Regions from separate parts of the Homo sapiens genome. Here region 2 is linked to region 1. A link is an interaction called in ENCODE POLR2A ChIA-PET data of the cell type or tissue named here. Cell type or tissue: OCI-LY7. All regions are shown on one strand.

Region 1 (2,500 bases):
GATAAGATGACTTCCAGGATTATGGTTCTTGCAATTGATGGGATACTTTTGCCCTTCTCTGATGTTGGGAGCAGAACAGAAAGAGTAGAAGTAGAAAAAGAGTATAGATAATAGGCCAGCATGAAGTGTTTTGTGTTTGAGAGTCCTGTAGATCAATAGGTATTTGGATTGATGAGGAGAAATTTCTAAGCTAAAGATAAAGGTTTTTTAGTTATTGGGAAATAGTAGCATGGCAAACAAGAAAGATATTTAGTACCTGAGTCAATGAGCTCATACAGAATGATCAAACCTCTTCTTCATCTTTTTGAATTTTTCTAAAACTGCATATTTAAAAAATGACATCTCTAAGATCATAGAAAATGGTGTAAAAATGTGAGCTTTCCTCACCCCTCTTTTTTGACGTGTCATAGGCAAAATACGTAACATCATCAGTATAATAATCTAGTTCTTACAGGTAAGAAAGTCTGCTTAAATCCATGCGAGACAAGAAATAATTTAAGATTACAAATGGCACGTGTATTCGGCAGAATAATTCCCACCCCCCAAATATGTCCATTTTCTAATCCCTGGAATCTGTGAATATATTACAAGACAAAAGGGACTTTGCAGCTGTAATTAAGGTTAAGGACCTTGAAATGGGGATATTTTCCTAAACAATCCAGGTTGGCCCAGTATAATGACATGACTTCTTAAAAGTTGAGAACATTTCTTGCCTGTATTCAGAGAAAGAGATGTGACGGCAACTAAAGCAGGGTCGGTGGGATGGGACATTAAATCTCAATCCACTGTTGCTGGCTTTGAAAATGGGAGAAGGGAGCCACGAACCAAGGAATGTGAATCCTCTTTGGAAGGTGGAAAAGAATAAGGACATTGAGTTTTTCCTAGTGCCTCCAAAAAGGAAGACAGCCTAGATGACATGTTGATTTTAGCCCAATGAGACACATTTCAAATTTCTGAACTAAAGAAATGTAAGATAAAAATGTGTGTTGTTTAAGCCACTAAATTTTATAGTAATAATTTTATACTATCAATAGAAAATCAATATAGCATGGTATAGAGGTGATGTTATATAGTAAAGAGTATGTTAGATTGTAGGTTACAAAATCTACTTTGGTACATTTCTCCCTTCATTTATCTGACAAACTCATATTTACCAAACAAAATGTAATTCAGGCACCAACCACTCTATAAAGTAGTCCCTGACCCTTGCAAGAAGTACAATTAGTTACATCTCTATACTTTTGTTGTTTGAATATATTTTACATTGTACATATTTGAGACTCTACCTGCCTGTTTGCACATTTGTGATTAATCCTGCAAGTGTAGGTACTTAAAAAATTGTTTGCAATATCCTAATGAGTTAGAAAACTACCTGTTATATAGCATATGCCTGATAAATGCTTTATAATTGAACTACTTATAAATTGTGTGAACTTGAGCAAGTCACTTAATCTCTTCAAACCTCCACTTTCTCACCTGTAAATAACAAAATTGATATTCATAGCTGCTCAGGAGATCAAATGAGATAATATACCTGAAGGGATTAGTGAAAAGGAAAGCACTATACACAATTCATTATTTAAAATATCTGTAAAACCCTTAGCACTGATAAATTTGGATCAGGTATTTATATCACTGCTAATAAATACCTCAGAAGGATTCTTCCTACCCTGTGTAACAGTACCAAAGAATTAAAAAATTATCTAATAGTGGGACTTTTAAAAACACAATATAAGAAAATGTTGAGAACCAATAATAGTTTTCAGCAGTATATTATTTTCATGCATAAAAATCTGGAAAAAAATAATAATAATTCTAAAGGGCTTTGCTGTACAAAGTTAATTTTCTGGAGACAACTTGAGGAGGAAAATGTCCCCAATGGCATGGAAAGAAGCTGTAAAAAGCTGTAATAAGAGTAAATGATCTGGTGCAGATAATTGCAAAGATCAGTGAAGAACAGGAAACACTTTGCTAACTATTAATTTAGACACTACTGTCAACGTTGGTTCACATAACGTTAAGTTCCATCTATTATTCAGGAAATTAGCTATTCTTTTTTAAAGTCCTCTTTTCACCATTTCATATCAATGGATGACAGAACAGAGAATTTTCAAGTGCATTATTGAGAAAAACTTTGAATGCTTTGACCATTGTACTTTTTTAGTAAAAATTATATTCTATGTATTATCCTCAAGTGCCATGGTCATCCAATCACCTAGGGTAGATTCATTTTTGTTCTTGCTTTCTATAACATATACAAAGCCACCTATCTCAAAATAACTAATCTTTCATATTCTTTTACTTTTTACTTTTCATGAGGCATATTTCCATTGGCAGTAATGTTTTCATGTTATTGTTATCTCCTGACTATAAAAATGAAATTATGTGCCAGTGGAGCAAAGTTTTCACTCTGCACATAAAAGTTAATGGTTTTTAAAACTCCATGAACTTCAATCAGATAGTTTTGTAGCTAACATTAAGTTGGCTTTTGGATGGTTGA
Region 2 (2,500 bases), 150 kb after region 1:
GCAGATTCAAAGAAAAACTAGAAAGAGATCAGAATATATTTTATTTGGAAATAAATGAAAACAAACTAAAATGCATTTCAATACCTTTTATTCTGAGTTCATAAAGTGAAACTTTTATAGAAGGCTGTGTTATTGTGGTTTGTTTTTATTTATTTGACTTAATTGCTTACACTTGTAAATGAAAGAATTTGTTGAAATTTTATTATTATGTGCCTTCTAAAGCACTTGGCTTTGTCTAGAGTCTGAGAAAATTATTTAATTCAGTCACATTTTTCTATTGTAGAATCAAAAATTAGAATGTGAAAAGTAAAAAGGGAAGGTAATTTTGATATTTTAACTTTAACTATCTGAGCGTGTTGTTAACTAATATTTGAAAGAGATGATTATAAATTTACTTCCAAGTTGAAAGGTAAATGGAGAACCCGTCTGCCTTGAAACATCCTACACGCTTGTCATTTGTCTTTAATTTCCTTATTAATGATCATAAAATCTCAGGCTATAAGAGATATCACAAGTTATCCCATTAAGCTATCTTTTAAAATGTTGTATTTACAACATCTCTATCAATAGTAGCTCAGTCTAATCTCACATCCTCACTAAGAAAAACAAACTACATTTTGGAGACGGTACCCTCTTTGGACAGTTCTGATTTTAAAAAGTTATTTCTTATATTGAGATGCCATCTTTCTATCTTTAACTTAGACCAATTAATCTTACGTCTTCCAAAATTACACCAGAAATTTTCAAATGTCAACAATTTAAATACTTGTATATGATGCCCTTGGTATACCCTATTCTTGTCTGTAGGTCATACAGAACTTATTCCCTAAAGTTCAAGGTCTGAACTCTCTTCACACAAAAGACTTTGAAGTCTCTTTACATCCAGGCTTTTCTGGATGTGTTTTAATTTGTCTAGTTACCTATCAGTACATTCTCACTGTTAAATCTAAGCAGTCTTTAAAAAGGTGAGCCTGTGTCCATCTTCATTCTAGATTCTATTTATTTAATTGACTAATCCCCACAACCCACATCAGCTTTGGGCACATTCACATCATGTTGTTGATTTCTAAAAATATGACTGTCATCTAATACCTCTAAGCATTTTCACGCATTCTTCCCAGAAGCTATAATTTCTTCATCCTCTGCAGTTGTGTTTCTGTTTTTTGACCCAAGTAGAGGACCTCACATTTGTCCCTGTTAAATTTCATTATGTTATATCAGCTTAAAATGTTCCAGCCTGTCAAGATCTTTTGGAATCTTAATTCTTTCATCCAACACATTCTGTGTCCCTCTCAGCTTCGCCATCTGCAAATCTGACGAGATTTCAGTCGTTACAGTTTTATTCAAGCCACTAATTCTAAAATGAGTGAATAGGATGAGACTAGGGGCATAGCCCTGAGGTTGTCAATAGAAATTTCTCCCCAGATGAATGCATATCTATAAATCAGGTCCTTTAGTTAATGTTCTGTCATGTCTAGTTCACTTAACTGTAAGGACTCTAAATTTATACTTATTCTTTTTATCCATGAAAATGTATGATACACTTCGCTAAATGAATTATAGAAGTATAAATAGTCCATGTCAAATGATTTATCTCCAATATAATAACTCTATCAAAGAAAGATTTGGGGTAACTCTGCTTCATTTGCTTAGTGACCATGCAGTGATCCCTAGTGACTATCACTTCCTATCACTAGCCAGGATTCTAAGATTAGAGAAATCTTTTCAGTTATATTATTTAGTCTTGTGATGAAACTGTAATGGCACTGGGCTGGGCATGGTAGCTCAGGTCCGTAGTCCCAGCACTTTGGGAGGCCAAGGCGGGCAAATCATGTGAGGCCAGGAGTTCGAGACCACCCTGGCCAACATGGTGAAACCCAAGCCCTGAATTTACTAAAACTACAAAAATTAGCAGGGTGTGGTGGCCCACGCCTGTAACCCCAGCTACTTGGGAGGCTGAGGCACAAAAATCGCTTCAAATCAAGAGGCAGAGGTTGCAGTCAGCCAAGATCACGCCACTGCACTCCAGCCTCGGTGACAGAGTGAGACTCTGTCTCACAATAAAAAAAAAAAAAAGAAAAAAAAAAAGAAATTGTAATGACACTAAAAGATGATATGCCAGTAAATAATCTTCACCTTTTTAAAACAGTAAAATCTATTCTTTAATTAAGCTTAAAAATATATGTAATATATGAATAAAATATATGTGTAGATATATATGTATATATACATAAAAACTTTTTTAAAGTAGAATTTTTCGATTGAAATTAGAGTTAGGGGTGCAGTACCAGAGTCTCACTGGTTTGAAGCTCCAGATCCCTGCATCTGTCCATCAGGCTTCCCCATAGAATCCCTCACAAGTCTCAAAAAAAGTTTAAAAAGCACTGCTTTAAGCCATTTTTAGCCATTTTACCAACATGTGAATTAGTTTGTAAGTCAATTATCTAAGAAAGAGCTAGATGTGAGCAGTGCCTTTTAAAAAGTACATTTTGATAAGACA

Evidence for each region. ChIA-PET counts read pairs that join two places held together with the same protein. Peaks named below come from ENCODE experiments on the same cell type or tissue, not always from the same donor. Only the 100,000 strongest peaks of a DNase experiment are listed, where the experiment ranks them.
Region 2: POLR2A ChIA-PET joins it to region 1 with 5 read pairs; 2 of 35 experiments call an interaction of 5 or more read pairs at or near these places.

The regions. Positions count from the first base shown.
Region 1 is chr9:22,675,461-22,677,960 of GRCh38, reverse strand. The region is part of intron 2 of LINC01239 (long intergenic non-protein coding RNA 1239); the gene reads right to left. All of the region lies in intron 1 of LOC107987054 (LINE-1 retrotransposable element ORF2 protein-like), which reads left to right. Among named protein-coding and RNA genes, the nearest start is that of LINC01239, 31 kb to the right of the region's middle. In OCI-LY7, no CTCF peak of the experiment used is centred here; no DNase peak of the experiment used is centred here.
Region 2 is chr9:22,523,553-22,526,052 of GRCh38, reverse strand. No RefSeq gene overlaps it. Among named protein-coding and RNA genes, the nearest start is that of DMRTA1, 78 kb to the right of the region's middle. In OCI-LY7, no CTCF peak of the experiment used is centred here; no DNase peak of the experiment used is centred here; H3K4me3 peaks cover 1,407 bases; H3K27ac peaks cover 1,699 bases.